Regions from separate parts of the Homo sapiens genome. Here region 1 is linked to region 2. A link is an interaction called in ENCODE POLR2A ChIA-PET data of the cell type or tissue named here. Cell type or tissue: A673. All regions are shown on one strand. Links, peaks and the distances in the headings refer to the core of each region. The heading gives the core; the rest is flanking DNA. Region 1 overlaps CPNE4 (copine 4). Region 2 overlaps CPNE4 (copine 4).

The links. Peaks named below come from ENCODE experiments on the same cell type or tissue, not always from the same donor. Only the 100,000 strongest peaks of a DNase experiment are listed, where the experiment ranks them.
Region 1: POLR2A ChIA-PET joins it to region 2 with 8 read pairs; 2 of 35 experiments call an interaction of 5 or more read pairs at or near these places.

Annotation. Positions count from the first base shown.
Region 1 is chr3:131,809,610-131,814,017 of GRCh38, reverse strand. The region is part of intron 2 of CPNE4 (copine 4); the gene reads left to right. All of the region lies in intron 2 of LOC105374113 (a long non-coding RNA gene), which reads right to left. Among named protein-coding and RNA genes, the nearest start is that of MIR5704, 170 kb to the left of the region's middle. In A673, for the core only: no CTCF peak of the experiment used is centred there; a DNase peak (open chromatin) is centred at 2,347.
Region 2 is chr3:131,986,245-131,990,652 of GRCh38, reverse strand. All of the region lies in intron 1 of CPNE4 (copine 4), which reads left to right. Among named protein-coding and RNA genes, the nearest start is that of MIR5704, 2.5 kb to the right of the region's middle. In A673, for the core only: no CTCF peak of the experiment used is centred there; a DNase peak (open chromatin) is centred at 2,232.

The sequences.
Region 1 (4,408 bases), core at 100-4,099, 180 kb after region 2:
TAAAATTGATGCCTTTACCTAGACCCTTGCCGTGTGTCAGTCAGATAGAAATCAGTCCAGAAGAGGTAACACATTCTGAACCTCTTGTCAAAGACACAGAGACCCAAGATACAGAAAAACTAGGTATCCCCCAAATCTTCAACACAAGAATTTCAAAATCATGTCTGGTATAATTAAGCATATTGGATCTTGGACTCAAATACTGTGACAGCAGCAGGAATAAATAAGTGTTCTGGGACTTCTCCTTCCCAGAACCCAATGCTTCATAGCACACAAATTACTCCTTCAGCTGGCTGCCATTTGATATTTCTATTTAAAAATGAAATCAATGAGCTTATTTTTCCACTGAAAAAATGGTTAACCTGTTTCTCTCAGACTTAGATAAAATGGAATGTTTTAGATAAGCTACTTTTAAAAGATTTTGAATGTAACTTAATATCATCTTGGTTCATATTTTAAATGTGTGTATGTATGCATATGTGTGTATACATACATACAATATAGAAAAAATATATTTTAAATATATATTTTAAATAAATACATATAAATAAAATATATTTTTAAAATATGTATTTTTCTATATTGTATGTATACACACATACATATATACGTTTGTATATACATACTATATATATATTTAAAAAACGTGAATGGATTTTTGATATGTTAACTCCTTCTATTCTATTACAACTACTCTCATTTCCCTCTTTTCTTTTCAATCTTTATCACTATGGAAACATATTTTACAAACTTCAATTTATATTACACATAGAAATTTTGTTCTTTGTATTTTATCTGCCATTATTTTATGGATTCTTTAATTTCAACATAGTCTTCCCAGATTTTCTCCCATTTTTATCGGAATAAGTTTCATTAGACTGAAATTCTATTAAATGATGTGAAATTGCCATTTATAGGTCAAAAATAGTTGAAAAGACAATTAAGTCAATATAATACAATTTTCTTAACTATTCTTTAGTGGTTGAACATGCTGATTATTTTCAGATTTTAACCTCAGAATAAGTTTTCTTTAAGTATCCTTATTCATTGATTTAAAAACTACTTTTTTAGTATATATGCCCAGATATAGGATTACTACCTAAAATGTTATTCTTTCCTTTATTCCTTTCTGGTGAACTTCCATGTATCCTTTGAGATCCAACTCAAATGTTTCCCTTTTTGTGAAGACATTAAATATTCTCCCTGCTCCCCACAACACTGTACGTATTTTGCAGCACTAACTCTTCCATGGCTCCTGAAAGTTTCAGTCTACAAGTCTGCCTTCACTGGCCTCTCAGCTGTAACTTACTCTCTTGTAAGTCATCTGTGTTGCTAACAGTGCTTGGAACACAGTAAATGCTCAATATGTGTTATGAAATGGAATGAGTAAATGGTTGTGCATGCTCTCAGGCACACAACATTTGCATGTGATATTTGATATTTAGCCCTAGGGCTGTTGGTCTCAAGGCAGAGCTCTGAAAAGCTCAGATTCTTTTGTTTTTATTTGAAGAGGTGGGAAGTGTGCTTTGAGCTAATTGACAACCAGTAGGCTCCAATATCTTTGTTTTTGCCCCTCAGCCCTGGTTCCTACCTTAACTGGATATTCACCTTTCTTGGCATCATACTGTGCTAAATATTTGTCTTTGACTTTTTCCACTTCCTGAGCATTCATTTTGTACCTGCCCTCCACTCTCCAAGTTCAATCTCTTTAGTTTGCTTTCACCTTAATGTCTGTAACTTTATTGATTCTTTAAAAGAGTTGTTTTTATGTAAATGCTTCCTGTTTTTTTTTTTTTTCTTCCAATTTTACCAACTTATTTCCACCTTCTCTATTCCTTCTTGGGGAGCCATAAAGACTGCATCCTAATTGCAATCCTGGATGATTTTGACTAAAAGTTAGGGTATAGGGTAAAATTCTCTAATTTGTTCTTTATGGACCTGAAGACAGGCAGGCAGCACACTAAAATTTCTAGTGAGGACTATTGATTTCCAAGCCCTCCTTCATGGACGGCGCACTCTCCTATACTTAAATATCAAGCAATACCCTGCAATAGTGCTTCTCTGAAAAGTAGTGTTCTTTCTTTTGCCAGTTGTTAGCTGTGTGACCTTGAGCAAGATGCTTAACTCTTTGAGACTGTTTCCTAACCAGGATATTTATAGCTATCACATGAAGATGAAGAGGTTAAGTGAGATGATGCACTTAATATTTCAACTCCTTAACACAGTGCCTGACACAATATCCATGCTTCCTAAGTATTGATGTACTCTTTATTTTGAAATGTTTCATCCTGATTAACTATACTATTTGTTAACTTGAGAAAATCTACATAATGCCCTCCCGCTGGGACACTCAGAGGACTAAGAACTTTTATATAAGGACTAATTTGAATAATATTCTCAGAGAGAGACTTAGAGGCAGGGTTGGGACAGAAGGAAAATGTGGAAGGGTGAACTCCCATGGAAGGTACTTTGAATACATAGTAGAGGCTTCAGTTCGTACTAGGTGACTTTTCTGCTGGATGCAAAGCCATTCACTGAGTTGTCCTTCTTTCATTTCTCTTACCATGCTCTAATGTCCCAACTCAACATATTTACATTATTTCCAGATAGGAAAACATCTTTATATATATATATTTTTTAAACCACTCTACTGAGATACAATTTACATATAAAAAGCTGCACATATTTAAAGTATACAATTCCATGAGTTTGAGAAGTATATACCCATAGAACCATCACTATCATCAAGACCATAAATATATGCATCATCTCCTAAAGTTTTCTCCCACCTCCTTTATTATTAAAATTGTTAATATGTGTATGTGTGTGGTAAGAACACTCAACATAAGATCTACCCTCTTATTGTACACACTTCAAGTATATAATACAGTATTGTTAGCTATAAGCATTATACTGTATAATAGATCTTCAGAGCTTATTTATCTTGTGTAACTAAAACTTTGTACCCTCTAATCATCACTTTTCCATTTTCTCCTTTCCTGGTAACCACCATTCTACTCTCTGCTCTATGAGTTTGACTATTTTAGGTTCCATATATAAGTGAGATCATACAGTATCTTTCTATTTCTGGCTTATTTCACCCAGCATAATGCTATTCGGGTCTATCAAGGTTGTCACAAATGGCATGATTTCCTTCTTTTTTAAGGCCGAATAATCTTCTATTGTATGTATACACCACATTTTCTTTATCCACTCATCTATCCATGAATGTTTAGGTTGTTTACATATCTTGGCTACTGTGAACAATGCTGCAATGAACAAGGCAGTGCAGATATTTCTTCCAGATCCGAATTTCAATTCTTTTGGATGTATACCCAGAAGTGGGTTTGCTGGATCAGGTGGTAAATCTATTTTTAATTTGTTAGAACTCTCCATGCTGTTTTCCATAATGGTTGTATCAATTTATACTCCCACCAACAGTGTACAAGGGTTCCCTTTCTGCCAAATCCTCACTAACACTTAACTAACACTTACCTTTTTTTAATCTATGATTGCCTTCCTAACAGGTGTGAGGTGGTATCTCTTTGTGGTTTTGATTTGCGTTTCCCTCATGTTTATATTTTCTTGGGAGAAATGTCTATTCGGATCCTTTGCCATTTTACAATCAGGTTATTTGGGAATTTTGTTTTCTATTTGTGTGTATGCTATTGAGTTGTAGCAGTTCCTTGTATATTTTTTATATTAACCATTTATCAGATATATGACAGACAAAAATATTCTCCCATTTCAGAGGCTACCTCTTCATTTTGCTGATTGTTTCCTATGCTGTGCAGAAGCTTTTCATTTTGGCATAAACTTGTTTATTACTTTTATTGCCTGTGCTTTTAGTGTCATATCTAAAACATTATTGCCAAGACCAATGTCAAGAAGCCTTTCCCCTACATTTTCTTTTGGAAGCTTTATGGTTCCAGGTTTCACATTTAAAGCATTAATATCATTATATGTTTATGAGTTCTCTACTTCTTTCTCCTCCTCCTCGTCCTCCTCTTCTTGATTCTTCTCTTCCTTTTCTACCTCCTTATTCTCTTCCTTCCACTCTTTTCTTCCTTTCCATGACTCCTTTTCAATTCTTTTTCTTGTGTATTGCAAAAGAAGATTTTTGTCTATTGCAAGGATAAAGTCTAATATCCTGATTACTTAAACCTACTTCAGATAATTGATGACCCTTAAGAAATACTGTCAGCTTTTTTAGCCTGGTCCCCTTGGAAATATTTATTACCTTTTTGTGTTACATTTGCAAATCTCTACAATAACCTATCAGGTGATATTACCTTTTCTCATTCATATTAAATAAACATTGAAGCTTATGATTTGTTTGTCCACATTTGATTTCCTATTAGCATATATTCCACTGGTTTTCATTAACCCAGGTGTATTTCAATTGTCA
Region 2 (4,408 bases), core at 306-4,305:
CAGGTATTTATTTTATTGTAAAAGATCAAGAAAATGAAAATAATCCAAGTCTTTTCATATTTTATTCTATACGTATTATGTTGTCAAGTCATATAACATTTGTCTTACGTATTTTATTGAATATGTACTTGAAATGCTTCATACAATATAATTGTTATTGTGTTTACTGGGGGCAGGGGGTGTTTAAAAAAAAGAAAAAGAACCAAAAACAACATTTATTCTACACATAACACACACATAAAACATTTATTCCACCTCTACATAACAATAGTTGTTTAGACTTAGGCACTAAAAAATTGGCTAGAACTCAAAACTCAACTCAGTCCTTGAACCAATAATTTTTTAGTAAAATAACCTATAGCCTGCACAATCATAATTTAGATAGTGAAAATTATTCTTTCGTAAAACTAAACTTACTGATTGTATCTTTTCTTTTAGAGAATTAAATATAGATAAATCTTTCTATCTTGGAGATGTGGTCATATAAGTTTACAGAGACTTGTATGACACACAAAATGATAAATGAAGATACATTATTTTAAATGTCTCTTCTGTTTTACAAAGTTACCAGTGAAACAATGGGCATTGCAATTCACCTGAAGAGAATGTGGGCTTTGGCTACAAATTCACAATAATCCATTATTTTCATTATGCCCATAGTCCAGCAACATTCCCCTTCCAAATGGAGCTTCCTGCCTTTCCTTCAATGGCTTCCCAGAGCCCATGCGTTACATTTAAGCCTCTTTAGTCCAGAATTCTGGGCCCTTCATGCTTGGTTATAAGCTTGCTCACCCTGGTCTCACCAGAACGTTATTCTCACTGTACTACTACGTGTTTCCCAAAATCTGAAAGCAATTTTGCTTTTTGATATTTTTGACATGGTGTTATCTTGGACTGGACATGCTTTCTCCACCCGTAAAATTTGGATTTATTCCTCACCTATCACCACCTCAAATTACATTGTTTTAATAAGCGCTTTCTTGTCTCCCAGTGAGAGAAAATATGTCATTCTTTTGGCTTTCACAAAAGTTGCTTCTCTCTCTTTTCAGCATTAATTTCATTCTATCTTGAATTTTCTTTGGTTCTTCTCATATCTGTTTTCCTGGTAGAATACAGCACCATGAGGGTAGGACTCTTGGTTTACAGGTTCCCAAACTTGCGCAATTCTTTGGCCATTGTTACTGCTCAAGAAGAAATTTTTAATACATGTATTTGTAGTTAAAGCCTCTGTTTACTCACCTACAGTGTTTGATGAGAGCTTAATGTTTGATATTCCAAAGCGGTATTTTATGCTTGAAACAATCTATGCTACCTGAAAGCCTTTAGGGGCACTTAGTTGACCTACAGGGACTCCAGTAAACTCTAAACTCCTATATTTTCACGTTGAATCTGATCTCAATAGCCACCAAAAGGTTTTATTTCTTTTAGAAGGATAATAATGCAATAATGCATCCAGGTCTGCTTCTTATCTCCTAGAGGTCATGTTCATCATCTGCCACCCTTTGTGTGGCACCTGAGAGTCATTCAGACAGGTGGGCTTTGAACACACCTTTAAAATGCATCACTCTGAGAAGTAAAATCAGCAATGGCAAAACAGCAGTGCACACAATTATAAGCAGTTTCCTAAGCATGTATCTCTATATAACATAGTCAACTATTAGTTTATGAGTCCTAAAGGGAAGAAAGAGGGGAAATGCATAGAAAAGAATAATTTGTATTTAACTTTTGAGCTTTGGGGTCTTTATGTCCACAGTGAAACATAAGTGGGCCTGGCATTACAGTGATCCAGGTTTATGTGAATCTAGCTCTTCCTCAGCTATGCTGACCATGGAAAAAGAGGTATCATTGTCAAACATTTTTTAATTTGTGGATTTATTTATAAATCTTATATTTGGAAAACTATGTTAACTAAAAAATAAATTTACATAAAATTGAGATTATTCTGGTAAGCCTGGAGAATACGGAAACAATAAGGACAGTGTTCCTCCCCATTTTTGTGCATGACACCCTGATTTTTACAGGTGTGCAAGTGAGAACACTCAAAGTCATCTTTGACTCCTTTGTAGTCAATCAACTATCAAGATTTGTCTATATTCCTACATGAATATCCGTAAACTAGGCCCATTTCTGTCTCCATAGCTATTGCCCTCATCCAAGCTAATATCATCTCTCTTTTGGTCTACTAGACTGACCCTCTTTCTGGCCGCTCTCCAACTGGCTCACCACAATGCAGTTAGAGTGATCTTTTTAAAAATGCAAATCTGATTATGCCACTCTCCTGCTTAAGCCCTTTCAAAGGCTTCCCATTGCTCTTAAGACAAAGACCAGAATCCTTAACCTGGCTCATCAAGCCCTGCTTTCTCCGGCCCCTATATGGATCAGTGACCTCATTGTTTACTGCTAACTGTCACTTCTCACTTTCCAACCATATTGACCTTCTTTCAACAACTCAACTTCACCCTGTTCTTATAGCATGTATCTCATTTGGGATGAGTAAATATATGTGTGTTTTATGGTCTAATATCCATAAATCCTGGGGGAAGGGGAACAAGCATTTTCCCTGACTTGTTCATGTCTGTGTCACCTACTCATAGCACATGGCAGAGACTCACTATGGTATTTGTAATTAATGAATAAATGTATCACACTAACTATTTGCCCTCAGTAGACTGTGGCTTCCTAAAGGAAGCCAAATGCTTATTCATGGACCTAATATTCAACAGCCCTGTGCTTGGCACATTATAAGCACTGGGTAAACATTTATAGCAAATCGACTTGTAAGTCACCCTGACACTAGTCTAGAGCCTTGAGACTCAAAGTAAGATCAGATGCTATCGAGCATCAGAATTGCTTGGGAACGTGTTAGAAATCTAGACCATCAGAACCTACATGGGTTCTGCATTTTTCCCCCAGTTTCACTATTTTGTTGTGTAAAGTATACTAATCTAAAAGTGTACAACTTGGCTGGGCATGGTGCCTGGTATTTATTCTAATCCCAGCACTTTGGGAGGCCAAGGGGGGTGGATCACGTGAGGTCAGGAGTTCGAGACCAGCCTGGCCAACATGGTGAAGCCCTGTCTCTACTAAAAATACAAAAAATTAGCTGGGTGTGGTGGTGCATGCCTGTAATCCCAGCTACTCAGGAGGCTGAGGCAGGAGAATCGCTTGAACCTGGGAGACGGAGGTTACAGTGAGCTGAGATCATGCCATTGCCCTGCAGCCTGTGTGACAAGAGCCAAACTCTGTCTCAAAAAAAAAAAAAAAATCTGTACAACTTAATTTGTAAAGTGTACTAACCTAAAGTGTACTACTTATTGTGTCAATTTTGTTACCTTTTCCCACATCAAATGTAGAACATTTCCAGCACCAAAGAGGTTTTCCTTCTTCTTTTCAGTCAATACTCTCCCAGAGGCAACCACTGGTTTTACTTCTACTATCGTTAATTAGCTTATTAGCTTTTCATGTTCTTGAACTTACAAAATACCACTATTTTTTACTTAATATTTTCAGAGTCTGAATTTTCACAAATCACCCACAAATCACACATTTGAATATGTGCACATTCAAATTTGAGAAGTGTTTTTATGGAGCATTCATTCTCACTGCTGGCTGCACATTGATATCAACTGATGCCTAAGTACCACTTCCAGAGATTCTGATTTAATTGGCCTTGAGTGAGGACTGGACATCAGGACTTTTTGAAAATTCTTAGGGGATTGTAATATGCAGCTGAAATTTAAAAACACTGTTCTGTCTATCCTTAAGTTCTTTGTTTTTTTTTTTTTGTTTGTTTGTTTTTGTTTTTTTTTGTTTTTTTTTTTTGAGACCGAGTCTCGCTCTGTCGCCCAGGCTGGAGTGCAGTGGCGCAATCTTGGCTCACTGCAACCTCCGCCTCCCGGCTTCTAATTTTTTATATTTTTAGTAGAGACTGGGTTTCACCATGTTAGCTAGGATGGTCTCGAACTTCTAACCTCGTGATCCGCCTGCCTGGCCTCCCAAAGTGCTGGGATTACAGGCGTGAGCCACCGGGCCCAGCCTCCTTAAGTTCTATGTTGCACAATTCCTCCTGTCTCTGATCCATGCTAGGAGAGAACAGTCGTTACCTCTCAGAATAAAGCAGATCTTGCCTAGAGCAGATTTGCCTGCTTTTTTGTTTGTTTGCTGCTTTTCTCATCTCTTATCTTCCCTAGAACCTAAAGGAGATGCACTTAAGCCATTAGGTTGTTGCTCTCATCATCCTGTGGGAACAGTGGTGTGCTAGAGCTGACCCATACTGGCTTGTGAGGGCAGATTGTGTGCTTCCAACTATATACAATGTCATTCAAATTATTCAATGACATCATGTTGGTAGCTTGAACTTGGCCATGGTGGGAATATTTACACAACAGAAATTGGCAAACACTACCAA